2 separate regions of the Homo sapiens genome follow, and region 2 is linked to region 1. A link is a loop called in an ENCODE intact Hi-C map of the cell type or tissue named here. Cell type or tissue: IMR-90. All regions are shown on one strand. Each heading gives the region's core, and the rest is flanking DNA. Links, peaks and the distances in the headings are about the cores only.

Region 1 (16,311 bases), core at 3,431-11,430:
CCAACAACGTGGTTTTAGCTAGAAAAATAACCATACATTTTCTTCAAGCTCCCTGGTTCCTCCCTCCCTCCTGGTGACACCTGCTCCAGAGTCCCCCATGCCTCCTGCCCCCACTCCTCTCTTGGGAAGTCCAGAGGAGACAGGCACGTGGCGGCAGGAAATTGTTCTCACCCTCCTCATATCGTGAAGACATACTGACCTGTGAAACAGTGGTGTCAGGGCTAGAATTGAAATTTCTTGGCTTCTAACAAGAACCTTTTATTTATCACATACCTTTTATCACAGTTTCTGAAACGTAACCAGACTGAGAATGTATGGGGGCCCTAAATCATTTTCATTGTGGTGGAGATCTGCCAATGGCTGAATTACCGCAATAACCTCCTGACGGGGCTTCCTCTGCTAGTCTGGCCCCACTCCCATCCATCCTCCGCACAGCTGCCAGGGAGAGCTTTCTAGAACGCTGACTGTACCTACACATACATAAACATAAAAATAAATGGGAGGAGGTGTGCCAACTTGTGAAGTGGCTGGGTTTGGTGGGAGAGACAGGGGGAGAGGTAAAGAGTGCCTGGATGGGGATGCCATGGGGGTGTTGACTGTGGGTGGAGGGAGAGGAATGGGCAGGAAAGCTTTTGCTTCTTCATTGACATACTTTAAAATTGTATGAGTAACTTATGTTTTGTATTGTTTCATATTTTCAAAAATTTAAAGTCTTGCATTTATATTTGATTATATCCCATGTCTGAGAACCCTTCAGCAGCTCCCCGTGGCTTTCATGATAGAAGATACATTTCTCATACTTGCTGCCTTTGCATTTGCTTTCCCCGAGGCTGGAGTGACTTTCTCTGCTGTCTCTCTGCTGCGTGCATTACCTCATTTGGGAAGCCTTGAGCTCTCCTGTGTGTGTTGAGATGCCCTCCCCTGAGCTTTCTTAACACCCTTGTGAACCACCCACTGTTTGGGACCCATGGCCAGCCAGTTCCTTGGGAGCCCTATCTAGTTGTCCTTGTATCTCAATGCCTAACATGTTGCCTGGAACACAGCTCTCAATATGTAGTTGCTGAGTGAATGAATGAATGAATAAATGAATACAATAAACCCCCCTACATACCAGACCAGGGTCTCTCACTCCCCGAGGTAAAGCCTCCAGCACCTGGACAACGGGCACCACCACTCTGGCAGAGAGATCCGTTTGAGCTCCAATGACAGGACCAGGCTTTCTAGTCCAGGGGTCTATGGCTTGAGCCCCAATCGAGATTGGGATTAGACCTGTGGGATGCCAAGCCCACCACTGGCTTTAGAAACCAGAGATGGGGAAGGAAGGCAGGTCCTTTTTCTGGCAAAAAGGAAGCCAGAAGAGCCCCTGACCTCCTTTTGCCCTTCAAAGGGCTCTAAGCTGGATTATAGGGCTCCTGGTGGCCACAGCCCTGGCGTGGGGGTGGGTGGTGAGTTTCTGAAGTGCTGGTCTTTGAAAGGACCCAATAATCTAGGGGAGACATACATGATTTATGGTCCTGGGGTTTTGGAATCTTTGGGCACCTTTAATTTTGGGTCTCAGCAGCCCTAGCAGAAGACCAGAATGACCCCTTCCCTTGGCACATGGGTACCCCTCCTGAGCTTTAGGGGGTTTTCTCTCCCAGAGCTAAGTCACATTCCTGAGCTCTCAGAGGTCCAAAGTTCTCTCCTACCTTTGCCATCAGCGTCTTCCATTGAGCCTGCCAGCGGTGTGGCATCGCCAGAATTCTCATCATGCTCCATGCCCAGGATAGGCACCATGAGCCCCGAGCCCTCAGGATCTGGGATCTCCATTCCATACAGGGCTGGGGCCCACAGCTCTGTCCCAGGATAGCGCATCATTCCCAACACCAGGGGGAGAGGGAGTGAAGAGGAGGAGTTGCGGGTTAAGCATCACCCTGAAGTCTTTCCAGGTTCAAAGTACTACGTCCCTGACCAGAGAGGCTTCCCTGCAAACACTACATTTGTTTTCTTTAGGCTCAACTTAGCATTCTGAATTCAGAAAGGAAGAAAGGACAATGCCCTAATGGCCTGTTTTGGAAGAAGCAAGTGGGAATTGAGTGGCATCAGACCTTTTGAGAAGCTGAGAACAACTTCTAAAAGAAGGGGGCTTGTGTTCTTGAGCACCTGCCATTCCTCAGAATCTGAACTCAGGACTCTGTAGAAGTTATATTTCACTCAGTCCTACAACCCAAGCTATAAAGTATGCACAATTTTTTTTTTTTTGAGACGGAATCTCACCGTCACCCAGACTGGAGTACAATGATGTGATCTCAGCTCATTGCAACCTCCACCTCCTGGATTCAAGCGATTCTCCCGCCTCAGCCTCCCAAGTAGCTGAGATTACAGGCTCCCACCACTATGTCTGGCTATTTTTTGTATTTTTAGTAGAGACGGGGTTTCACCATATTGATCAAGCTGGTCTCGAACTCCTGACCTCAAGCAATCCACCTGCCTCGACCTCCCAAAGTGCTGGGATTACAGGCGTGAGCCACCGTGCCCGGCCAGTATGCACGATTTTACTCTTCCTTTTAAAAGATGGTAAAACAGTGGCAGGGAGGGGTTAGTTTTAATAACTTGCCCAAGGTCAAAGAGTTAATAAATTGTGGGGCAGGTCTTCAAACTCAAGTCAATTCTGACCTGGTTCTTTTTGTTTTGTTGTTATTTGTGGGAAGAGGGTAATTTCTAGAATGAGTGAGATTAACTCCAGGAAGATGCCACTCCTACTTCTCCTTGCCTTTCCTTGTATCAGGGCTGTCGGTGGGAGGTGGAGTTTTGGGATGAACTCCTTTCTTGCGTTTATTCGTGGGAAGTGGAAGACTGCTGCAGAATGAAGGTGAGAAGGGATTGAGGACTCAGGAGATTCAGGCTTTGCAGCTAGAGGACCCCAGCTGGGCAACTCATTTAACTCTCTGAATGTCAGGTTTCCCACTCTAAAATGGGTATCATAGCACCTGTTGGTGGTGTTTCATGAGCCATGAAGTAACAAGAGAATGTATGCTCCATAACATAACTCAATGGCATTGGCAAGAAATTAAGACAGGGAGGCAGTCAAGCACTCATGGGGTCGGGGTATGAAGTCATGGAGTTCCTTCTCTCTTCCCTTGGTCACGCATGTGCATGGCCAGTAGGGCTGCAGCCCTGTCCCTGAGCTTATGGGCCTAGGAGCATCAAAGCACCAGGTCATTCTGGGCCCGAGATATCGGGGCCTGAGAGCCTCTGGCCCAGATTCATCCATACCTATCCTGCCACCACTGGCTTCAATGTCATCTGCTGTCACCAGCTGCCTCTCCAGCCTCTGAGCCTGCTGCAGGACATGGTGCAGAGTCAAGGCCAGTGGCTGTCTCATGTCCTTAATGGCAGCCTCCAGAGTTTCCTGTACACCCGACTCTGGACTCTCCTGGCACGGCTGAAGCACTGCAATCACTTGCCTCTGGGCCACTAGCACATTGGTGTCCAGCAGGGCCTGTGGCCCTCCCATATGGGGCAATGTCTGGCCCTCTCGTCAGGAAGCCCCCTGGAGCCGGACTGTCTTCCTGCTCAGTGGCTCCACAAAGCTGTCACCAGGCAGCAAGAGGTTCCCCGAAGCATCTCGCAGCCCTCCCAGTACAAGTAGCTGAGCTGGAAGAAAGAAACCAAGGGGGCAAGGTGGGAGAGGGAACCAGCAGGGATGTAGGCAGGTGTGGCATAAGGGGAACTAGGGCACAAGGGTGGAAGTGAGCTGTGGGAGGGAAGGAGGAGGGGGAGAGGGAGGGGGCAGGGGGTAGAGCATGGTGGTGACAGGTGGAGAAATGGTCCTTTTTGGTTGAAAAGTGTCCATTAACTTTATAGAAGTACCTTGCTTCTCTTCCCCTCCCCAGGGGCACTGGAGTAGAGATGGGGAAGGGGAGAGGGAAGGTTGGGGGTAAGAGGCTGAGAGGATGAAGGGTGGAAAGAGGGTCGTGGGTGGAGTTTGTGGCTCAGATCAGAACATGGAGGGTGTAGGGGGCTGAGAGGAAGGGGACTGGGAGGCCAGGCCAGGCATGGAGGAGGGCGAGGGAGGACAATGCTGAGGGCTGCCGGGAGACCTGTGTTTTCATCCAACCCGACTCCCAGGATGGGCGAGATGCCTCCTGTGACTGGATCCTCCATGGGCCCCCCATCTCCAGAGGGGCCAAGGTCTTGGTGAGAGGATTGCAGTATGTCCTCCCAAGAGTGAGCCACTGCCTTGTTTGGGGGTGCAGATTCACAGCCAGCACGGGCACCTTGATGCCTGTGACGGGGTCTGTCATGAGAGCCCCCAGCGGGGACGTCCTTCTTGGCTGCAGGATGGGCAGGTGCGTGGCTGGAGGGGAACCTGTGGTGGGACTGGTTGGGTAGGGCACATAGGGCAGGATGGCAGCTTCTGATGTTCGGACACCACCTGGACAGGGATACAGGGAGCTGTTGGTACCCTTTAATGCACCAGCCTCCTTCAGCCCTGCAGAGCAGGACAGAGGGGCCTTGGGACCTGCCTCCTTTTACCATGCAGCTCATGGCACCTTCTGGATCCAGCAAGAATGTCAAGATGAGGAGGGGAAGGAAGTATTTACTACTCTGCTGGTCACCAAGCCCCACTGTCCAAGGAGAGAGCCCTGCGTCCTGTGCTGTGCTCCCTGGGAGCTCATTCCTGAGAGTCCCAGCAAGCCCTGCCTCATCTCTGAAGCCCAGAGCTGAGTTGGGGATAGTCAGTGGGCCAGGGGCTCACCGGCATTGGTGTCCATAGTGGGCACCAGGGTAGCTCTCAGCAGATCATATCCCAGGTGTCCAGCCTCGGGCAGCACCCTCCCAGTGTCAGGGTGGATGAAGTAGCCAGGGGGTATGGAGCCTGCGTGGCCGCTGGCTGGAAGCATCAAGGAGTTGGGGCCAGGGACCATCAACTTGGTGACGGGGTTCACACTGATGTCATCAGCACCAGGAGGGCCTGCTGGGGCTGCAGGAAAGCAATCATTGCCTGCTCAGCCCTGGGCTGGGGGCCGGTGGGAGAGGGAACATGCGGGGACTCCCTTGGCTGGTGACTGGAAGGAGCTGGTGAGAACTCCTCCCCAGCCTCCACAGACATTGTGCTCCTGAGGGGGCAGGGGTCTCATCTTTGCTAACTCCAGAGCAGTATTCCACGTGCCATTGTGATATCATTGCGCAGGCCGGCAGAGACTGGAAAAGCCTCGGGAAATGGTGGCAACAGCCTACAGGGGGGCTACGGGATTCCCAGGACTCAGCAGGCCTGCGAGACCCCAAGACAGGTTCATCATTTACCAAACTTGGCCGTTTGCCTTCATCTGCCAGGCTTTTATTTTCAGGAAGTGCCTCCGGATCTATAAAGCTATGACTTGCCATGGCTTTGTTTCTTCCTTGGTTCTTCCCACTTTCGAGGCTCCTTCTTCTTTTGGGCAGGCATTGCATGGGAAGCCCCTCCCGACCTTGGGGTGTCCGCTCTGTTTTGCCCTCTTCTACCTCTCCTCCCCTGCTGGGTGTCTGGGGGTGGAACTGGAGTTTCTACAGGGCTAGTTGCCCTGATTCAGGGCCAGGTTTCCTGGGGGGCCCTGGCTGAGGCCCAAGCAAAGCTCACCTGGCCTCAGTAGCTCCGCCCCAGTGCCGGTGCCCAGAATGCCCCAGGCCTTCAGGCGGTGGCCCTCCTGCAGCACGACCTGGGACAGGTGGCCCAGCACCGTGTCCAGCTGGGGAACTGCCCTGCAGGGGCACAGGAGCAATCAGGGGTGGGAAAAGGACGTTTTGTTTTGGCCAGTTCCGGGACCCCCTGCAGCCACATTCTCTCCTCCCCATTTCATGTCTCCCTAAGTCTGATCCAGGTTGGCCAGATCCACACTTTTCTGGGTTCTGCCCAGCCGGAGAGGATTTCTCTGACCTGGAGCCCATCTGTGCTTTCAACTGCTGCTGAACCTCCCTCAGCGTCGAGCAGAAAGAGGCCCACTGCTCCTGCCTCCCGAGGAGGTTTTGGCGAAGGAGCTTGAGTTGGTGACGAAGGCTGGCTGCGTACTCGCCTGCCAGGTGCCTCCTCCGGCTGGCCTTCTCTTCTGCAGCCCAGGCAGCTGCCTCAGCAGCCTGGGTCAGAGACAACCCTGCCTGCTCACCTGCAGGCGCTACAGCCACCAGGGACAGCAAGCTCGGGGACACCCCACTCACCTTGGGAACTCCAGAGTTATTCTGGACAGGCATGGCAGCAGCGGCAAAGGGGATGAGAAATTCCCAGAGATGGTGGGAACTGTAGGTAAGAGCTTTAGGGCCAGGGAGATGGAACAGGTTGGGGAGGTGCTAAGGGAGGGAGCCTGGACCTCAGTGAGGGGAGGGAGTTGTGTTTGGGCACAGAGACCAGAGAGGAAGGCGTGAACCAAGCCCACCTGCTGCTGCTCCCTCTGCACGCTCCTCAGAAGCCGGTTAGCGGAGGCTGGGAGGCAGCGCCTTGTTCCCCACAGCTGCTGGAGAGAACGGGCTTCACCCAGAAGTTTAAGGTAGAGGAGTTTGAGCTGTGAGAGAGGGTGGATTGAGTGTGTGTGAACTCTGTTCCCGGAGCCACCCAGCCTCTCACTGTTGTGATTGCAGCGCCCCCTGCTGCCAACAGCTGGAGAGACTCCAGAACCCCACCCCCCAACCCCCAACCCCCAACCCAGACACTTGGAAAGAGTGAATGAGGACAGACACTGGCTCGTCCCAGCCAGTCTCAGCATGCACATTCTGCTGGGGAAGCCCTGGCCCAGTTTTGGTACTTGGACTTCTAATGTATTCTTTTTGCTTCTAATGCCTGCCATCTACTGGCATAAATTTGCTCACCTAGTTGGGCTACCGAGGACTAGGGATGGAGATCTGAGAAGGAACTCCAATGGTGGCCTTGGTAGAATCCCTATTACTGGTCCGAAGCCCTAGGTTTCATGAAATCAGTTCTAATTTTAATCTGAAATCCTCTATCTCCCCTTCCCATATACTCTCCTTTATTCTGATTCCTTTAGGACTCTATGTTCCATATTCTTTGGACTCTATGTCCTATAACCAACTCTCCTGAAGAGGAGACTCTTTCTAGCCCCACATGTTCCTCCAGTCTTGGGTAGAAGTGTTGCCTGGAGCTGCCAGTTACCTCTTCCTTCGTGTGGCTGAGTTTGGCTGTCACTGACAGAGACTGCCTGAGGCAGTCTCCAAAGAAGGCCTCTGTGTCAAACCACTCCAGATCTACCTGCTCCTCAGCCTCCCAGCTCCCACCTGTGGGGGTCGGAGGGAAGAAGGATTATCCTCCTGAAATGCAAATATGAGCTTCCCTACAGATCTTCCATGCATCTTCTTCCTATAGAGCCTCAACAGTCCAGGCACAGTCTTGCTACTGAAAGTGTAGTTCTTGGGTAAGGAGCATCAGTGCTACTGAGGAATTTGTTAGAAATGCAGAATCTCAGGCCTCATCCAAGACCTACTGAAGCAGAAGATCCCCAGGAAATTCATATCTACATTAAAGTTCTAGGAGCACAAACAAATCCCAGTGTGGCTGTCTGAGGACCATGCTGTGAGTAGCAAGGATAGAAGGGGAACCCTTCAGTGTGACATACAATAAATACCTTCTGCAACTTGCTCCTCTAGATAGTACTGGTCACTGTGTAACTTGGCTGCTTTGTACACGGTTATACTATGTTTCTTTTGGAAAGTGTGTTTAGATGTCTCTTTCCTGCTCTATATTGCCTATGCCTAGTGCCCGGCAGTGTTATGACATACAGTACCACTCAGAAAAGATTTTTTGAGCAAATCAGTGGATGAATGAAGAGGAATTGAGAATTGAGCAATCTTGGAAGATGGAAAAAAGAAGCAGGAGCTGGCTAGTTGGATTTGGGGGTGCCTCTGGGATTCTAGCCCACCTGTCACTCACCAGGACCCCCCTCAACCCTGGGGGCGTCAGAGTCTTGGTGAGATCGGCCTCTCCTTATTGACATTATCCCAGTTCTTGGGGAAGTGTAGGCATCGAGGTTGCATTCTTGCTGATGTCTCCTGAAGGTGGGGTGGGGAGCAGCCTTCCGAGCCCAGCTCAGGCTGTGACACTGCATCTACAGAGTACATAATGGGGAGTGGGAAGGGAAGGGCGAGCTGAGGGAGCAGCATCCTTCCTGAAGACTCTGAAAGGAAACAGGTCGCACTTCACCGTGGTTAGGGAGCACCTCATCCTCTCTTGCTTGGACTAATTGTTTAGGTCTCTGTCGTTTTTCCCCCTCTGATCCATCTCTGTCCTCCACCCTACTGCTAGAGTACAAATAAAAGTTGGACCAGGTTTTCTCACTTGCTGAAAGTTCTTATCCCTTGCCTAGGGGTTAGAGTCCAAACTTCTTAGCAGGGCCTGGAGGCCATCCCATTTTAGTCTCCCTCCCAGTTCCAGCCTTATCCTTGTCCTCACACCTCAGCTCCAGTCATGGGAAACCCCGTTTGGTCACCAGAGGAGATGTGTGTTGTTTCATGCCTATGTGCTTGCTGTGCTCACAATACTCCCCTTCTCATCTCTGTTCCTCCTCCCCACTGCGTACCCCCTCCTCAACTTACCAACCCTCTGGTAGTACAGGGACCACATTATATTAATAATTCTCCTGTTTCAAACCTCATTCAGGCATCAACTCTTCCGGAAAGTCTGTCCTGACCTCCACCCTCTCCAGGGAGAACAGTCAACTCCTGCCTTGGTGTGCACCCTGGACATGCTTTAGCTAGCTCCATTATATTTGCTGACATGTATTTGTTTCAAGCCCTGGAGGCTTGAAACTGCACCTTTGTCACCTTTGCATCTTAGCAACTATTAGAATGCTTATCATAAACAGGAATGGAAGACCCACTTATAGGGGATTGGAGAGGTGGTCTTGTGGAGTGGTTAAGATGTCGCTTGTCTGGCTTTACTCAAAGCCCCAGGAGCAGCACAATCTCCCCCAGGAGTCCTGGCCAGCCAGACCTCTTCAGGGCCTGGGGGATCCTGGCGATGCCAGTCTGGATGAGATACCTGGGAGTTGTGGAGGCAAAGGGCCCTTCCCCACAGCACTGGCCCCCTGGCGGGAGGGCCCGGACATAATGGATGGAAAGAAGTCTGTTCAGTCTTTGTCCCACTGTCTGCCAGAGACTGGCCACAAGACAGAGTGGGACCCACGCCGGCCAACACCGACCAAATAGTTGGATGACTGTGTAAACCTGGGGACTGGGAGGCAGAATCAGAGTTTTCCTGGGAAACTTGTTCACATCAGATGACTCAAATCAGATGACTATCTGTATGAGGGAGCTGTGTGCATGTTCTGGGACTAAGCCAGTAAAACCTCTTGGATGTTGTGCTGACAGGGAGATACTAAATGCTGTGTGTGGCACTAACAGCACACCTGGATCAGTGTGGTGGTGCAATGTGCAGGTCACACAGATAAAACCATGCATAGGTGGGCTTGGCAGATGGGGGTCGGGGGGAGACAAAGTGGAGGATTGGGAGAGATAGCCAGAGGTCCTAAGCCGCTCAATGCCATTGATGTCCCTGAATACATACTTGTGTTCCCATCCTCTCAACCTTCCCCTCCTTGCACAGCACATGCTGGGTTGCTGTGAAATGAACTTTGGCATCCCAGGACCATCTGTTAGCATTGTGGGACCCTGAAACTGATAGGGACATCAGGGCATCTCCTTCCCTGCAGATCTGTCTGAGCTGGTTATGAGGCAGTATTTATTTTTTTTTTGAGACAGAGTTTCACTCTTGTTGCCCAGGCTGGAGTGCAGTGGCACGATCTCGGCTCACTGCAATCTCCACCTCCCGGGTTCAAGCGATTCTCCTGCCTCAGCCTCCCAAGTAGCTGGAATTACAGGCATGCACCACCATGCCCAGCTAATTTTGTATTTTTAGTAGAGACAGGGTTTCTCCATGTTGGTCAGGCTGGTCTCGAACTTCCGACCCAGGTGATCTGCCCTCCTTGGCCTCCCAAAGTGCTGGGATTACAGGTGTGAGCCACCACACCTGGCCTGCAGCAGTATTTTTTAAAGAGAGGGGAAATAATGGGATAATGTCTTAAATGAGGCAAATTATCGTAGACAAACCATCTTCCGATGTCGGTTGCTGCTCAGACGAAAGACATAAATGCCCGGCTTTTGGAACTGCTGCAGAAAGAGGCTGAGGCTTTGCTCATAGAGCTGGGACTCCTCAGCCAGGGCCCGGAAGCGCCGCCAGTCATATTGCTCCAGTGTGTTATAGAAGTGGCCCCTGAGGAGAGAGAAAGGAGGGAATACGTTGCCTTTGGGAGTGGTGGCTGATGCAGGGGCATTTCCTCTCTAGGGCCTCCATGATGATGGGGCTGTGGTCTCTGGACACTCACAGGTCATACTCTGGGTAATGCTCATGAGTCACCAGGAAGGCCAGGGTATCATTGACTTGGAGGCAGACTGTGGGGTTTCGGATGCCTGGCTCTGGGGGCAGCAGATCCCCAAGATGTGTGGAGTTGAGGCTCAGTGACCAAGAAGAGTCCAGATGTCCTTCCCTAGACTTTCCTAGGTAAGATTCAGAGAATGAGGGAGAGCTGCCACTCTTCAGATGGGTTTGTGCTGGGACCTGGGAAGGGTAGGGGAGGGATAGGAGGGGCAACAGGTGAGCTGCGATGCCCACCTGGATCCTGGTCTGGACACCTGGGATCCCCGAGGGGAAGGCCTAGGGAGTGTAGTAGCTCACCATCTGGTCAGGTCAGGCCCAGGAAGCCAAGCGCTAGAACAAGCAGGGATTCCCTCTGACCCTGCAGGGACCGGGGTAAGAGTTTTCCCAAGAGCATGTATATAATCAGCAGCTGTTCAGCCTGGTTTGCACGTGGTAGCTTCAACTTTCTGAAACATTGAGGGGGGTCAGAATTTGCATGCAGTTCTCAGGGAGCCCTCCCTAGGGGAGTGGTTGCCCTGTCAAACCTCAGCTTCTGGTCATGGGACAGAGCACACGCCCTGGTAAGGACAAGGCTTGCATGTGTGTGGTCCCGAGCCACAGGCCTCCCTGTGGCCTCCATCTGTCCAGCTCTCTTACCATCCATCTTGACCACATAGAGGGGGACAGACTTCTGCCCTAAGTCCAAGTTGCAGGGATGGCCCACAGCACGTGGTGGGGAAGGCTGGTCCAGAAGGTAAAAATCCTGGAAACGAAAAGAGGCAGTGTCAGATCTTCCCTCAAGACACGGAGTCACACACTTGCCCAGTAGGAAGGGAGGGCGAACACAGCCCCTTCCCTGAGCTGTGTCTGAGTGTCCTGAAAGGACACAAGGGAGGTGGGGGTGGGAATAGTTCCAAGAACTCCATGGGGCAGGGGCAGCCTGGAGTCATGACCTCTTGGACAGTGTCCCTCTTCTTTCATGAACACAATGACCTCTTATTCAAGGAGTTTTGTAGGATGAAATAAAATCAACAAAGGGGCCTTGCTCTGGTTCTGAGCCTCTGATGTTGGTGAGGTGCCAGTGATGTGGGCCAGGCAGCAGCAGCCTCTGGACCCTGCACATAGGCATGTCCTGCATGCTCCCTCTTTGGAGGCAGAAGTCACAGGCCCTGGCTCTGCATGAGGTAGGACCTCAGAGTACTGTACCTGACTCCCCATGCCTTCAGTGACAGAAATCTGTGGGATGCCATCAGGGCAGCTGAGCTGCAAGATGTGTCTCTGTCTCTCTGGGCACAGAGGGCTGCACATTCTGCTTGACTGTTGTCCCCAGCACAGGCAGAGCCCCAGGGCTTGGGTCATGTCCATGGGCATCTCCTGGTGTGGCACACACCTGCACAAAGACTCAAACTTCTTGGGGACACCTCCCTGGGGAAGCTCTTCCTCATTCTCTCCAGCTGCTTCTAGGAACTGCCTGAGAGTGCAAAGTACTGACCTCTATATTTCCAGAGAGGGGCAATGGAATGAGCCCAGTGGCTGGAATGGTGGACATTTGAATGGGAGGGTGGAGGGGCAGGAAGGCCAAGGACATAATAGATGGGCATTCTCCTACCTCGTGGGCACAGTGGTCATTCCACTGAGCCTTGGTCAAACATAGCCCCTCCTGATTCCAGTGGCTCCGTCCTTGCAGCTCCTGTGTTCCCACTGGACACAGCCCATTGGCTCTCCAAAGTCTCGGTGGCCCGGGAGGCAGGGGTACCGACTGTCACTGGGCTGGGGGCGGGGAGGGGGAGGGAGGAGTGCTGGTTCATGTTGGTTGGTTAATACTTCGTTGTGGTGAACCATGCCCAGGTTTTTGGCTGTGACCCTTTTGGAAATGGGCCAGAAGACAAGGGCAGGGGCGGGGAAATGAGCAATAAACAGGGCAGGGGAGGAGTCAGGGGGAGACCAGCCTGTTCTGGTAAGGGTCTGGCTGGTGCTATCATTTCAATAAAAAAAGAGACTTGAGACATTCAGCAAAGGAAGAATTCACATGCACATTTGTTGGCTTGCAGAGAACGTTCAAGTTGGAAGGGCTTGGGCTAGGATGTGTTTTGGAAGTGATCGTGGCAAAAAGCAACATAAAGTCTGTCATTTTCTTGGAGAAGGCGAGCCAGATTTAGCAAATGAAAACACAGGTCACCCAGTTAAATTTGAATTTTAGACAATTTTTTTTTTGGGTATAACTATGTCCCATGCAAGACTAAAAAAAAGTTTGTTATTTATCTGAAATTCAAGTTTAACTGGGTACCCTGTATTTTATCTGGCAACCCTATCCCCAAGTCACTTGGAAACCTGAGCCAACCCTGGTCAAGTTACACCTGAGCCGAGTTTGACTTGAGACCAAAACAGTCCTGGAAACGCAGCCTGTCCTTGGGCCCCCCTGCCAGAGGACATACTTGGAACACTCGCCCAGGCCCCCGGCAGACACACGTGTCCTTGCCCTTCTCTGGCTGGGTGGCCTCTGAGCCACAGGGGAAACAGGCATCCTGGCCGGGCCAGGGGTTGAAGAACCTGGGAGGGCAGAGGTGGCAGAAGGAGGCATTGTGGGGTCCTGCTCCGGACAGGAAAGTTCCCGGGGGACAGGGAGCAGGTGGTGAGTTAGGACAGAGACTACCTGTAGGGGGACAGCCATGCAGTAATTAGGACTAAGACTTAGCTTCCAGGAGCGGTGGGTCACCCACGATCCCACAGGGGCACAAGTGGACCCCTGACAGTGCTCTTCTCCCATTAGGGGGCTTCTGAGCCCTAGCCCAGCCCAGGTGTCTCATAAAGCCAGCATCTTCCCCCAGAGCTGTTTTTCTGTTCCCCACTCCTCAACTATACCCCCAGCTCCTACCCTCTCTGCATCCTGGTGGGTCTCGCTCTTCTTTTGCACGAGGCGTCTCATTCCCGCAGTCCTGAGGGTTCTCTGTGCTCAGGCATGTGGCACTCTGGAGGGCATGGCAGAAGACAGCTATGGAAGCCCATGTCACTGGGGTGCCCTCAAAGGGGAGCATCCTCACCCTTGGGTGGGGTGACAGTGGCAGAGAGAGAGGTAGGCATAGAAGTAAGAGGGTGGACAGATGCTGAGAAAGACCGCTGGGGAGGCAGATGGAGAGTTAGAAGGCAGCAAAGCACAGAGGCCCAGTGCCAGCAACACTATGAGAAAACAAGATGAGGGTGGCGGTACAGGAGAGGCACAGGGACAAGTGGACCCAGGATCCCAACTCAGAGAGAAATGCCCAGGAAGGGCAGCCTCTGCCACCCATGGGAGCTCCGGGATGCACTCACTGAATATTTCATGAGGATGAAATCTAAGATATGGATCCTCTGAGCAGCTTTGGCCCAGACAACTTAAGTGTCTCCACTCTCTTTTTCCTACCTCCCTGTCTTCCGGGAACCTTCCTCTCCGGAGGAATGCCTCCATCTGCCGCCTCTGCTCTCCACGGTTCTTCTCTATCTCCTATCTCCTTTTCCTTCCTAGAGAAGCTGGTGGGGTGTGTGTGCATGCGTGTGCATAACTGGGCTTAGTGAGGGCAAGGGACATCTCAGTTCCCTTCTTCTGCAAGGCAAAGCCAGCCAGATTCCTTTAAGTACTCTCCGTGTGTGAAATGCTGCAGGAGAGATGCAAAGGAAATAAAACCCGAGGCTTCTGCCTTTGGTGCGTGTACAGCCAGGTTTCAGAGACCCATATGGTTTTAGCTTTAGAAAGGATGTTGGAGATTATTTAGTTCTCTTCTCCCAGTTTATAAAGAAGACTGCGGTCCAGAAAGACTGAAAATTCAGGCAACCAGTCAAGTGCTCTTAAAGAATATGCATACCCAGAAAAACTGGAAACTGTAAAACTGCCAGTGAATCCTTGGATAACCACATGATGTATCGGATAAAGCATTCAGCAGGTGGTGGAGAGAAAGGCTCAGGTCCTGGCCTTGTCATTAATTACTTTTCAAAAGGGCAGAGGTGGCAGAAGGAGGCGTTGTAGGGTCCTGCTCCAGAGAGGAAAGTTCCCGGGGCACAGGGAGCAGGTGGTGAGTTGTGACAGAGACTACCTGTGGGGGGACAGCCACGCAGTAATTAGGACTAAGACTTAGCTTCCAGGAGCTACATTCTTTTTTTGTAGTAAGTCTTTCAAATCCAGAGTGCATTTGGATATGCAGCATATCTCAGCTTGTAGTAGCCCCATTTCAAGTGCTCAGTAGCCATAGGTGGCTGGTGGTTACCATAATGTTCAGCACAGGCTGACTTCCTCCCACAAAGCCACTTCTCTTCTGGGTGTTCCAGGCCCTTGAGTGTCCTTCCCTGCACATCTCAGTCATCTGCTTTGCCTTTGTTTGTCCAGATGGTGGCACTGTGAGCTTGCAGGAAGTGGTGAGCAGGGCGTGGAGGAGTCCAGTGGAAGGAGAAGAGGAAATGCTGTTGCAGGGGAGGATGTGTGTGTGTGTGTGTGTGTGTGTGTGTGTTTATTGGTGTCATGATCTTAATTATTTTTTATAGGAAGTAAGATTAGCATCTGTGTAATGTTTTGCAACAATTCCAAAACGTTCCTGTCCCTGCCAATCACCTGAGGATCTTTTAAAGACAGAGATTCTGATTCAACAGTATGGGTGATCTGGGGTGGGGCCCAAGATTCTGCCTTTCTAAGAAGCTCTCAGTGAAGGCTGACCTCATTGGACCATGCTTTCAGTATCAAAGTTTTGCGAGGAACTTTGATATGCACCACGCTTTTTGGTACTCACAACTACCTTGTGAGATTGACATTGTAATGAACCCCACTTATTGTGTTAAGAAATGGAGAAACAAAAAGATGAAATCACTTGCCTAAGATCATACCAGTAATAGGAGGTGAGGCCAGGGTAGAGCCCAGGTATTCTTGCTCTGAAGCCTGTTCGCTCCATACCAATCACATACATTTCCCAGGTAGTAGAAAGTAGGTTCACGTTGTCAACCTTCCTTCTGCTCTGGGTAGGTAGGTGGGAAAGCTTCCTACTGCTCTGAGGTCTTAAGGGATGTTCTGTAACCTTGTGGTCTCTCTATCCTGTTTCTATTATAATCATGGCCATTAGCTCTCTGCACTTCTCCTCCCTTCTGTGAAATCCATCTCAAAGGTAACTTCTTACCTGGTGAGTGGGACAAGGAGGTTGTACTTGGCTGGTGAAAGGTCCTGGGGGCCTAAGTAGGTTCAGATTACTCCAACTGGCGAGAGTAGTAGAGCTGGAAGGGATCCTAGGGGCTGTGTCCTTCAGCTCTTTTATTTTGTGGATGAAGAAACTCAGACCCAGAGGGAGGAAGTGTCTTGTCCTGAGTCAACACAAGACAAGATGGAAAATTCCCACAAGGTCAGGTCACTGGACAGGATTTCTAGGAATGGCAAACCGGAAAAGACTAAAATAGAGTTCAGGTTGCTTTTCAGGTTGAAGTTTAAATTAAAAATCAGATCCTAATTAGAGAACAATTGTTCTCTGCTTTGAAATGTCCTGCCTCAGAGCCTTTAGCAATTGGGGATATGTTGGGCCTAGAATGTGGCAAAATACTTAATGAACCTCTTTCCTAGGCTCAGTCCTGTGGGAATACAGAGGACTGCCCTTATAGGGCCACGTATATAACAAAGGAGGGCACGATGAAAGATGTGGAACTGAGCTGTGTGACAGCCCACACAGGCTGAAAAGGCTCAGAGGATCCCCGGACCCTGTTGGCACGATACACAATAGGAGTGGAGGTATAGATGCTGGAGGCTTTGCTGTGAATCCAGCCTCAAGGAGGTAATGCCACTAGTCTTCCTTCCTGCATGAACTCCCAGACTGCATTAACTGCTGGATTAGGGAAGGGAGCGTGTTCATTCCAACATCTCATTTTAAAGATGAGGAAACTGAGGCTCAGAGAGGTTTGGGATTTTCACAAGGTCACATAACTGGTTG
Region 2 (12,970 bases), core at 3,967-11,966, 390 kb before region 1:
AAGAAACATTGAAGGTCAGGTGTGGTGGCTCACGCCTGTAATCCCAGCACTTTGGGAGGCCGAGGTGAGTGGATCACTTGAGGCCAGGAGTTCGAGACCAGCCTGGCCGACATGGTGAAACCCCATCTCTACTAAAAATACAAAAATTAGCTGGGCGTGGTGGTGCATGCCTTTAATCCTAGCTACTCAGGAGGCTGAGGCACGAGAATTGCTTGAACTCGGGAGGCAGAGCTTGCAGTGAGCCGAAACTGCACGACTGCACTCCAGCCTGGGCGACAGAGGGAGACCCTGTCTCAAAAAAAAAAAGAAAGAAAGAAAGAAAGAAACATTGAATAAATTGCTTTTGAGCATTAATCTTGTTTCATCATAGTACTTACTGTCTAATTAGGCTGCAGACACACAAATAGATAATTACAGGACAGTGTTTTATGTGCTACAGGGGAAAGATAGGGAATCATAGGAGCATGTCCTTCTGGTGGTGTCAAGAAAGGTGCGGCTCTTGAGCTGAGCCTGGAAGGAAGAGTAGGAGTGTCCTTAGTAAATGCAAGAGGGGTACATTTCTGACAAATGGAATGTCAAATATAGGGACTGCTGAAGCAAAAAGATTGAATATTGAGTTCTTTATAAAAACTTATTTTTACAGCATTGGTTGGATTTTAGGTAGAAACTATTCAGACATGAGCAAGATGATTTCAATCACTCCATTGTGGTTATAATCATATAAATGTTTACCCTTTCTATTGTTCCTGGTTTTCTTTTTTTTTTTTTTTTTTGAGATGGAGTTTTGCTCTTGTTGCCCAGGCTGGAGTGCAGTGGGGTGACCTCGACTCCCCGCAACCTCTGCCTCCTGGATTCAAGCAATTCTCTTGCCTCAGCCTCCTGAGTAGCTGGGATTACAGGCATGCACCACCACACCCAGCTAATTTTTAGTAGAGATGGGGTTTCTCCATGTTGGTCAAGCTGGTCACGAACTGTTCCTGGTTTTCAAAGGGACCTTTCTACACTTTCCTGGCTAGGTAGCATGTATTAGTGAGACATTCTAGACTTGAGCTGACACCTTTCATTTGAAGCTGGGGAAAATAAAGGGAGTACATTTTGAAAGATATTAATTACAATATCTTCTGATTATTGAATGCCTACTGTGTGTCAGAAGTTATTCACATACCATCTTTTTTCACTCAAAACACTCTGAGACAGGCCTTATTTATTTGTATTCCTGGATGAAGAAACTGAGGTTGAGATGGTGGGGAATATGCCACATAGTTAAAAAAGTAGCAAAAGTGGGATAAGAGTCTAGTGTTGTCTGACTTCAAAGCCCGTGTTCTTTGCACTGAAAACAAGACCCTTAGCAAAACCCTGGAGTTTGGCTACTGAGACTTTACCAGAGAATAAGCTTACTAAAGCAGAGAGCATGAGTTGAGGGTGGGAGAAGATAGGATCCAATCTATAGAATAGGTGGAAAATTATACCTTTGAAGGTTTGTGCATTTTGGTTTGGAAAGTGATCAGGAGCCCCTAGCGAGCTTGAGTGGCAGAGTGACGTGCACACTGGCAAGTTCTCCTTTTACATGGGAGCGCTGTACCAGACCCTTTTGTTGAAGAAAGAAGGAGTGTTTGGATAAGGTAAAGAACATTTGGCACTTAGAAAATTTAGAATAGGATAGACTAGAATTGTGAAGTCTTAGGCAAAATGTCTCTGTGGGGTCAGAGATCAAGAGGCGAAATTTAGTGTTGCAGAAAAGAAAGTGATTGGTCTTGTCACTGATTTTGCCCCTCATAACATTTCAAGTTCTCAGATGTTGATGCTGGCAAGTATTTTTGTCTGGTGAGTGAAGAGTGGTGCTCTCTGCTGAGGAGTGCACAGGCCTGGAGAAGGCATGGGAATACACTTACAGGAAATACTCTTGCCTCAGAAAGAACAGTGAATCTGCTCAGGTTGCCACTTTGCAGCTTAGGACAGGATCCCATTGCCTGTTTATGTGTTTTATCAACATCTGTCTGATCACTGGATGGAAAGTTTCAGACGATACCCGCAAATGCCCTCTGTTGGGAGGCCCACAGGTTTCCATAATTGCAGTGGCAGAGGAAGAAGCCCCAGTGGGGTCTTATCAGTCCTGCTTAGAATTCACTGCCAGCCAGAACTGTTCTAGAGCCTTTGCTCTTTTGTTAATCATTTCTCTTGAACTTAGTGGCTTTTCCCTCTCGGTGGTACAAATTTGACATTTATAAGGATGTCTTACTATGATTTAGTTCCTACAGGTCTATAAAATTATAACTTTGGGAAGTAGTTCTCCTTCATTCAATCTATGGAGCAGTAAACATTATCCCTTCTTTTAGCTTCTTTGAAAGCTTCCCTTAGCTCATTTGATTGAAAGGACTTGAGGCACTTTCCATAAAGAGGAGGATGGGTGAGTCACTCCCTGCAGAGACCCTGCTGCCAGCTTTCCTTCACCTAAACATCTTGCACCAGTTCAGCGTTTAGCTTGTCATTCTGACATGGTTTTTTGCATAGTTCAGCTCTGATGTTTTCTGAGCAGCAGCATTGAATATCTCCCTGAAAAGAGATAAAAGTTTATACCCTTTGCTTTCCTAAGGCAGATGTGTCATCAAGCAGGGGAGGACTCTGGCTGATAGAAGTCACTCTTTTTGTTCCCTTTTGCCCTTGTTTTTAAGACTGTTGACACTTGAACCTTCTTCACTTTTGGCTTATCCCCCAATTTTTGCCCCATCTTTCAGGGAAATAACAGTCTGTTATGAAATGTTCACAGCCTAGTTGGAAACTTGATTTATGAGCTCTGAATACATAAAAATGATTGCATTTACCAGCTTAATACTTTTGTTTCCTCATCTCAGAGTACAGTATACCTAGATAAAAAGATAGCTGTAACAGGAGGGTATAGTAAATTGTGTTAGAGACAAATATTTTCTGGAAGCTAAAGTGCTTTCCTGAAAAAAACAGTCTGTATTTGCAAATATGAAAGAGACAAGTGGCTTTTTCCTATTGGTGCTTGACATCTGTAATAGATAATAGAAAGGATAACCCCTTTTCTGTCTGGTCACTCTATGGTTTTTCTTCACAAGCTCAGATTTCCAGAATCCTGTTAAGAAAAAGGTGAGTCAGAGGTTGCTAGCCCTGCTTCCGCACTGGTGGTCAGGAGAGGATTGTGCAAAAGCTTACCTCTCTGGAAATTGGATCCTAAAGGACTCAGTTTAAAAAATAATGTTGTTAAATTCTAATTAAGATTCAGAAAAGACATTTTTGATTTGAAAATAAAACCATCCGTTAGTTTTCTATAACCCAAATGCATATTTGTAAAGAATACAAGATTAAAATGTCCCTAATGAACTGGGCCTGGAATAGGACCTCTGTTCATGAATATTCTCTATCATTGTATTGAGACAGGAAGGAGTGAGCTTCCCCCAAAGGTGACGCACAGTTGAACTTGAACTTTTCCTTAGTGTAACCTCCCTCCCTCTTACTTCTCCCCTAAATGTTTCTAGCATTATGGGTTTGGTTTCTAATCTTATTTTGCTGTGCAAGCTGCAAGAATGTCAGGTTTTTCTGACTATTCCTCTGCCTTCTGATTACCCTTTTAAGCAATGCTGATTGCAGGAAATTGCTATGGTGCAAGGCGGGTGTCACAACACACAGTGATTAAAACCCGCATGTGTCATTCACTTCTTGATTGAAGTAATCATACAGAGGGGAAAAGCAGATGAAAAACCTGCTAAATGTGCAGAGGGGGTCTGTTTCTCATCATTTGGGTGTAAGGATTTTGAGTTAAAGAATAAAAAATAGTGTGAGTAAGACTTGTGTTTTTAGTGATTTTGCTTCATTCTGAATCCTTAAAGCTTCTCAGCAAGGCCTGGGCCTCTGAACATGATCTAAGAAAAACGGGTTGTTGCTTTATACCAAACACATGTTGCCCAATGTACGCGACTATAAGTGGTTGAGCATATCAAGGGGAAAGATGCTAGAATGTAAATGGGACAAGCAGATGAAAACAAAATGGGAGATGCCTGAATAGCTCAAACTAAGTTCCTTATTTTTATTTTTATTTGAGACAGGGTCTCACTGTGTCGCCCAGGCTGGAGTGCAGCGGCACGACCACAGCCCACTGCAGCCTTAACCTCCTGGGCTCAAGCAATCCTCCCATCTCAGCCTTCCTAGTAGCTGGGATTACAGGCATGAGCCACCACACCCAGCCACCAACTAAGTTTTTTTATCACTCTTTCCTTTGGTCTGCGCGATCTTGAGAGAATAGTTAAATTGAAATGGCAGTTTTATTATTTTAGCCCTATGTGGCTCTAAAGCGATTTAAATTATTTGGTGCTTCTCAAAAGTATTAGTTCCATTGGGGCATAGCAATTTGGGCTAGATATAGTGGTCAGTATAGAAAATACAGCTAACTATTTGAAACTTGATTTCTCCCTAAATCCTCATGACCAATCCCATTCTCTTCCATCTCGCTCTTGTGCTTCTTTTGTGTAGCTTAGCATGGGAAGAGTGGGCTGTGCACTCTCATTCCCATGAGGCATAGGATCATCAGTGTTATTCCAACAAAGAACATTATATGTCAAGCACCGTAATAGGTGTTAAAGGCATCCACTAATGATTTCTTACCTTTATGTCTCCCTCAGGTACAGAACCCTGGTATTTCTATTTAATTAATGGATTTCTGAATTTCAATGTAGCCTTTGCTTTGGCTCTCCTAGTCCTACCACTGACTTCTCTTATGGAATACCTGCTGCAGAGATTTCATGGTGAGTGGCATAAGAGATGGTAGGTGTTTTGGGAGGAAAGAGCAAGTAATGGTGTATACCAAGAACTGAAGGAAAATCCTACTTACTTTATTTTCCACATTCTTCCTATGGAAATGGTTGGCTTACTGAATTTTCAGTCTGTGTTTGTTGATCCATTGAACCCTTGTGAAGATTTGGTGAATTGTGGCAAATTAAATTGACAGGAGGAAGAGCTTTATTATTGCTTTAAGTGAGGAAGTCAATATAATTTACACAATCACCCAGGGAAGTAAAAATATTTATAAAATCTCAGAAGGAGGCCGGGCGCGGTGGCTGACATCTGTAATCCCAGCACTTTGGGAGGCCGAGGCGGGTGGATCACCTGAGGTCAGGAATTAAAACCAGCCTGGCCAACGTGGTGAAACCCCATCTCTACTAAAAATACAAAAATTAGCCAGACATGGTGGTGGATGCCTGTAATCCCACTTACTAGGGAGGCTGAGGCAGGAGAATCGTTTGAACCCAGGAGGCAGAGGTTGTAGTGAGCCAAGACCCTGCGCCGCTGCACTCCAGCTGAGCGACAAGAGCAAAACTCCATCTCAAAAAAAATCTCAGAAGAGAACAAGCCTATTTGAGTTTTCTATCTTTTAAAGAAGTGTATATTAACCTGATAGGTTGCTTAAGGTAATCCACGAGATAGTACTTCAAACGAAAGTATAAAATCTGAACCATACAGGGATTTCCCCAAATTTGATAGTGAAGTAAGGGAAGCTTTGGACTTCCTCAGAAGCATGATGCTTTTCTTTGTTCCTTTTTGTTTCTGTGTCTGCCTTATTGGAGAAAGTTTGGTTTGTCGTTTGCTTTGCTTGCTCTGATTCTGTAGTGCACAGCTGGTGTTTTCTCAAGTTGTCGTGGCTCTGGATATCTAGTGCCTCTCATTTCTTTTATGGAAGACAGATTTGAACAGAAATTCATATGAGGTTTGGAAAAAGATTTAATTTCAGACTTTGCAGTCTGATTTGGATGCCATATGATCAGTTCCCCCATCCCACCTCCATTCTGCTTTTCTACTATTAATGGTTTATAATGAGTTCGTTGTATTATAAGAATATTAGAGCAGCCTTCAGAGTCACTTTTCTTTGGTGTTAGGACTTTTGTTTCAACGTAGCCATAATGCCATTATCCTAATAAAATTATCAGTAATTTCTTAATATCATCTAATACCCATTGATTTCCTAGATTGTCTGAAAAATAGCCTTTTATAGTTAGTTTAAAGCAGAATCTCAACAAGGGTCACGTACTGAATTTAGTGTTATATTTCTTAAGCTTTTTAAGAAGACCCCCATCTTACTTTTTTTCTTTCGAAGATTTCTTTAAAGAAACCAGGCCATCATCTTGCATAATGTCCCACATTTTAGACTCAGCTGTTTGCTCCCTTGAGGTGTTAACTTATTCCTCTATCCCTTCTATTTCTTAAGGATCACTTTTTCTTTTTTTGAAAATAGCTATTTTTCTGACTATAAAAATAATTTATGATAGCTGGGAGCAGTGGCACGTGCATATAGTTCCAGCTGCCCGGGAGGCTACGGTGGGAGGATTGCTTGAGCCCAGGAGTTCGAGACCACTCTGGGCAACATAGTGAGACCTGTGTCTCTGTTTTTAAAAACAACAATAATAATTATTTATGCTTGTGGAAAATTTGGAAATGCTTGTAACGTCAGTAAAAAAACAGGATATTAAGCTGTTCTCTACAGTATGATAAAATTTTAAGTATAAAATATTGGTTTAAAATGCATAATGTATGCACATATCTACCTAGTAAGAAAACATTTTCTGTTTTTTTCTTTATATTTTTATGTGATTTTAGAATAGAACCAATACTTTTTTAAGAGAAAAAAGACCAGGCACAGTGGCTCATGCCTATAATCCCAGTATTTTGGGAGCACGAGGTGGGAGGATTGCTTGAACCCAGGAGTTCAAGACCAGCCTGGGTGAGATAGCAAGACCCTGTCACTACGAAAAAAATTAAAAAATTAACCGGGCATGGCGATGCACACCTGTAGTCCCAGCTACTTGGGAGGCTGAGGTGGGAGGATTGCTTAAGCCTAGGAGGTCAAGGCTACAGTGAGCCATGGTTGTGCCACTATGCTCCAGCCTGGGTGACAGAGCGAGACCCTGTCTCAAGAGAAAAAAAAAGTCCCCCAAACCATAGAAAATTATTAAGAAGCAGGAAAGAAATTACTCTTGATTTCATCATATCTAGCTGTGGTTGTGATTTTGTATATTTTATGGAGGACATTTCAAAATTTTTTGCCTTATTAAAAAAAGATTACTCGTTAGCCTTTAAGGTACAGAAGAGAAAAGGACTGTTTACTTGTGGACAATAAGTGGATTTATTTTCTTCTAATTAAAAAACCCCACCTTAGGCCAGGCACAGTGGCTCACGCCTGTAATCCCAGCACTTTGAGAGGCCGAGGCGGGTGGATCACCTGAGGTCAGAAGTTCAAGACCAGCATGACCAACACTGTGAAACCCCATCTCCACTAAAAATACAACAGTTAGCCTGGTGTGTTGATGCATGCCTGTAATCCCAGCTACTAAGGAGGCTGAGGCAGGAGAATCATTCGAACCTGGGAGGTAGAGGTTGCAGTGAGCCGAGATTGTGCCACTGCACTTCAGCTTGGGTGACAGAGAGAGACTCCGTCTCAGAAAACAAAAAACAAAAAACCTCCCCCTTAAAATATACTACCTAGAAAGGTATATATTCTAAATTATTATCTAAAATCCCATAATGTCTTAGAGCAAAAGTTGAAACAAAATCTTGTTATTGTAGTTCAAGAATTTTTATCCTTAAAGAATTTCTACAGTGAAAGTGATAGCCTAGGAATGCTAAATTAGGCATAGCTAAAGTGGATCTTGACGATAATCCTGATCTTGTAAACTGGCTTACTGTTAACATGGTGGACACCAGGGGGCGCTGTCTATCTACCATTTGCCCGCATTTGCGTTGCTCATTATCACTCCTGTAAACGCAGTAGGAGATGCCTTCACTGTGGGTTGCAGGCTTATCTCTCATTTCTCATGTACCTAACCACGGGAACTTTCCAGCAGGTTCTTGGGTTTTAGTGTTCATTACATTCCTTTAATTCTTTCACATGCTTTAAGTACATTTTTGTTCCAATTTGGGGATCCGGAGTGGATGAGTATTGCAAAATGGAGAGAAAACAATCACTGAACTTCCTTTAAGAGCATTTTTATGTTTGCCTTGAAACAAACTCCGTCATTTGTGGCTTGATGAAAACCAGTAATGAATTTGAGAATCCAACAATTTTGTTTTCCTTTGATCCATGGCTATTTGAACAGACTGATTGGTGTATAGATAAGAGACACCAATTAAACAGAACATTGGAATTAAAACCCCAGAAATGAATTTATGTTATGCTTTTGGTTAAACTCAGGAACTTTTCGTCTTAGTGGCAGGACTCATTAAAGGAGACGGCTTATTTTTCCTTCATCTAACGTAGAATTTATTAAGTTCTATTAGCCATTAACTTGACATTTATATGTGTCCTAACCAAATCTAGTATTGTGCTTGTTGTTAGAGTTTAGATCTCTTGGGAGAGCTAAGGAGTATATTCTTCTCTCCTTTTGATGCCTTTATGGCATTGGAGAAAGTGTGAATACAAGAGTAGAAACATTCTATGGAGTGTCCTAGGGCATACTCCTAAATTTGAGATCAAGATAACACTAAAACTAAATATGTTGTTTTGTTCTAATATAATGAAAGATGGGTATTTTTCTGTGTCTTGCAGTTCAGAATTTAGGCCACCCGTATTGGCTTACCTTGGCTCCAATGTATATTTGGTTTATAATTTTCTTCATCCAGCCTCACAAAGAGGAGAGATTTCTTTTCCCTGTGTATCCACTTATATGTCTCTGTGGCGCTGTGGCTCTCTCTGCACTTCAGGTGAGTTTCAGGGAGAAGTGTATCTGCCTCATTCTTTTTTACTTATTAAATAATTGCTCACAAACTTAAGTGCAAATTACAGAATGCTTCCACCTAAGATATTTTATCCATAACATTAAACCTGATATAGATCATATTATTAAACCTTCTTATATTGATTGCTTAGCTGTTTACCATACTTGTATTTGCTGATTACATGTTTGCAGTGTTAATTTGTGTGTTACTTTGCCTCTGTTACCAACAGGAATCCAATTGCAGAATTCCATTCTGTGGCAGAAGTAATGGAATGTCTGCTCTTTGAACTGCTAGATCATAACAAAACTTGCTCAAGAGTTTGGGATCACAGCAGGCAGTTCACAGTATGGGGCACTTTGTAATCCTGGTTGAAAACCTGCCCAGGTCAATTCTCTGGCAGAGCTCATCTTAACTCTGTTTGAATATCTCTGTACTTACGGCTTCAGTAGCCTCAGAACCCTGTATTGCCCTCTGCTACCATTTGCAGTTGGCAGAAAAAAAATAATTAGGATGATAGGTTTTTTTCTTAACAGGTTTTTTGAGATATAATTCACAAACCATACAGTTTACCTATTTAAAGGGTATGATTCAGTGGTTTTTAGTCTATTCACAGATGTGTGCAGTTGTCACCACAGTCAGTTTTAGATCAAAAACCCTGTACCCTTTAGCTATTGTTCCCCCATTCCCTTTCTCATCTCTCACCAGCCCTAAGTAACCATTAATCTACTTTCTGTTCTTATAGATTTGCCTATTCTGAACATTTCCTATACATGGAAACATATGATATGTGGTCTTTTGTGACTGGCTTTTCTTAACATAATGTTTTCAAGGTTCATCAATATTAGGTGATAGTTTTAAAAAATAATTTTAATTATAAAAGTAATTGAACTTTATTGCAGATAATTTAGGAAGTAGTAAAAGAAAAATTAGTCACATTAACCTAACAAAAACTCCTCCCAGCATTTTTGTATATCATATACCAAGGTTTGTTATAGTTGTAATAATAAGTATACATGTAACTTTATATCCCCCCCCCCCTTTTTTTTTTTTTGAGACGGAATCTTGCTCTGTCGCCCAGGCTGGATGGAGTGCAGTGGCGCAATCTCGGCTCACTGCAAGCTCTGCCTCTCGGGTTCACACCATTCTCCTGCCTCAGTCCCCCGGGTAGCTGGGACTACAGGCGCCCGCCACCACGCCCGGCTAATTTTTGTATTTTTAGTAGAGACGGGGTTTTCACTGTGTTAGCCAGGATGGTCTCGATCTCATGACCTTGTGATCCTCCCGTCTCGGCCTCCCAAAGTGCTGGGATTACAGGCGTGAGCCACCGCACCCAGCCACTTTATATCCCTTTTAATTTAATATTGTAACATTCTCTGTGCTTATCATTTTAGTAGCTGTAGAATGTTCTGAGTTGGATATAATATATAGCATTATTATGTAATATGTAATATATTGACTTGACTTTATATAATGTAATTATTGGATATAATTCATGGTAGAATTTAGGTTGCTCATTTATTCAGTATTATGCTAGGATAAATATCTTCATTTAGATATTTAGATTGATTCCTCAGGATAGATTCCAAAAAATATGAAAAAGGTTCAAACAGATTTATGCCATTTGTTATATATTGGAAAATTGCTTTCTGTAAGTAGTTTCTGTCTAGAAGGGAAGGAAGGAAGGGAAGAAGTCTGAGTAGAAGGTACTCAAAGACAGCAGAATTCATGCATGTGTGTTTATATTATATTCATCTAGTTTGTAAAGTCATTCAGCATATAATTAAGAGCATGTTCCTAGTGTTCTATAAGGGGAATTCTTTTTTCTTATTTGGTCATGAGACCTTTTTTTGATACTAATAGCTTTGATAAAAACTTTGATAGTAAAGATTAGTACTCATTATATCAAAAACAAATTGGAATACTTTATATATCAAAACTACCAAAAAAGCATTGCTTAAATATTTAAAAAAAATAACTTATTAGGACTATAAATGCTAGCAAAATATTCAAATAATTTTCCTATGAAGCTAGTGAGATTTTATTGTTGGCAAGCCCTCTGCCTGGCCAAGACTACAGGTAGTCTTAGAGGAGTTGGCTTTTATCTTAGAGTTTGGAGTAGGTACCTCACTGTTGGCAAATGCTCAGATCCCTAATAGAACCTCTTTTTTGGCTTCGCTCTTGATGTTACTGTGATGTCTTGTAATTATGTATATTCTACAAATTATATTTTCTTTTATCAGCACAGTTTTCTGTACTTCCAGAAATGTTACCACTTTGTGTTTCAACGATATCGCCTGGAGCACTATACTGTGACATCGAATTGGCTGGCATTAGGAACTGTCTTCCTGTTTGGGCTCTTGTCATTTTCTCGCTCTGTGGCACTGTTCAGAGGTAGATCTTCTAAGAATATCTTAACCTACACTGACGAGTCACTTGCTCTTAGGTTTTACTTGATTCATGATTATATAATACATATTTGGCTTATACTAAGAAGCCATTTCTAAAAAGAGAACCTGTAGACTTAATATTAATGAGTGGCATATGACTTCTGTATCTTAGGATTGAAGAGAAGATTGAGAATTCCTTTTAGTGTGATTAACTGTACATTTTTTGTCTATTTTTGTTGTTTTTTTCTTTTAATGGATGCTGATAAATTAAGGAAGCCTTAAACTTAAAATGCAAATTTGGGCTAACATTTCATGATTATATTCTTTCTTATAATCATTGTTTGGATCCATAATATTAAAAATATGCTCAAGGAAAATGAAGGTAAAAAGAAGAAGGAGCATAGAGAGGGGCAAGAAAGCCAATTATTTTTTGCAGAATAGGGCCTCTGCTGTAACCGTGTTCCCAGCTAGAGAGACATTTTATACCTGCAGAGCAGGCTTCATGCTGGAATGGCTATGGCCCTTCCTGCCTTTTAAATTTCCTGTGGCTTACAGTGCGACATTAATGAGCAGTATAATTAAAGTGAGAATCTCATCTTACTCATCTCTGGCTCTCACTAACTGTTCTCCCTTCCAGGATATCACGGGCCCCTTGATTTGTATCCAGAATTTTACCGAATTGCTACAGACCCAACCATCCACACTGTCCCAGAAGGCAGACCTGTGAATGTCTGTGTGGGAAAAGAGTGGTATCGATTTCCCAGCAGCTTCCTTCTTCCTGACAAGTAAGTTGTCCTTTAATTCCTAGGGTTTTAAATGAAGGAGTAAATAGAGCAGTTCTATATCAGTGTCTTCTAATTTTTGTTTTCTTTTGGAGTTTTCACAGAGAGTTATTGAATTATCTACCACGTCGGAGAGCTGTGGGGCCTGTGTACTGTGTACCTGCCTCCTGTGTTCATTAGGCTTATTAGGCTGAGGGCTGGGTCTAGGTAGACATTCTGCACTGCCCATAACTGCAGGTGTCTGGGGACTTCTGAAAATGCCCTGGGTCCTAGGCTTTTGCCAGTGGCTCTTCGTGGGGATTCATATTTACATTTCTATAATGATCTGATGTTAATCCTCTTCTAAAAGTGGTCTAGAAACTCCAGCTAGAAGAGAGAAGACATTCTTGACCCAACAGTAGTGAAAGTTCTCCACCATTATGTGGACACTGGGGAAGGCTGTGGTTAAAATGTCTATACCAGTTTCCTTTATGCTTTCTGTGGTTCTGAGAGCATAGGCCCTAAAGTTCTTTGTAGTTTGCTTCATTTGGCCAGAGAAGAGTCCTGTGTAGGTTAAAGGGAAATCTGGTTAAGATGAGTCATGTTGCTCCATTTGAGAAATGGCTTCAGTAGCTTGGCTTTACTGGGTAGTAGTTTCTTATGCTTCATAAAGACCCTGTGTCAGTCATTAATGATTAAATTAAAACTTGTTTTTTAAGTGTTGACTTTAGCCTTTGCCTTTTACGTTTGAAATAGTTTTATAGATAAAGATATGTTTGAGGGTTACTCCGGAACAAAGTATTTCTCCCATAGTGTGTTCTCAGTGCCATATATTACATTTCATTCTTTTTCTCTACACCTGATAATTTGCTTTATTTGATAAGTCTCTCTGCCCACATAGTAATTGACAATAAGCATTGGCACTTCTCTGGTTTTTTGATGATATGACCATTTGGTTGTGAATTTCACTGCTAACAGTTGGTGAAATGGGTCAAGAGACATCTAATTATAAATTTCTCAATGATTTTGGACTGACTTGTGACCTCTGCCTCTGTGCTCCCTGGTTGAGGTTTTAGCAGAAATATTTTTTCTTCAAGA

The links. Peaks named below come from ENCODE experiments on the same cell type or tissue, not always from the same donor. Only the 100,000 strongest peaks of a DNase experiment are listed, where the experiment ranks them.
Region 2: it touches region 1 in a loop (10-fold over the local background); 28 of 110 quality-filtered maps call a loop at or near these places.

Annotation. Positions count from the first base shown.
Region 1 is chr11:111,445,170-111,461,480 of GRCh38, reverse strand. It overlaps LOC644277 (a long non-coding RNA gene), which reads right to left and starts at 12,143. Exons shown (of 4, transcript XR_001748381.1): 1 at 11,988-12,143; 2 at 11,036-11,141; 3 at 10,072-10,234; 4 at 7,936-8,072. LOC107984386 (a long non-coding RNA gene) reads right to left here and starts at 15,617. Exons shown (of 3, transcript XR_001748382.2): 1 at 15,514-15,617; 2 at 13,254-13,347; 3 at 12,837-12,928. It also overlaps a transcript of BTG4 not described here. RefSeq lists an enhancer at 14,650-14,829. In IMR-90, for the core only: a CTCF peak has its summit at 6,581 (motif pointing left); DNase peaks (open chromatin) are centred at 6,570 and 9,250; H3K27ac peaks cover 302 bases.
Region 2 is chr11:111,836,394-111,849,363 of GRCh38, reverse strand. It overlaps ALG9 (ALG9 alpha-1,2-mannosyltransferase), which reads left to right. Exons shown (of 15, transcript NM_024740.2): 9 at 4,641-4,763; 10 at 8,555-8,709; 11 at 10,965-11,115; 12 at 11,749-11,896. Among named protein-coding and RNA genes, the nearest start is that of ALG9, 29 kb to the left of the region's middle. RefSeq lists an enhancer at 9,861-10,362. In IMR-90, for the core only: a CTCF peak has its summit at 7,723 (motif pointing right); a DNase peak (open chromatin) is centred at 7,763.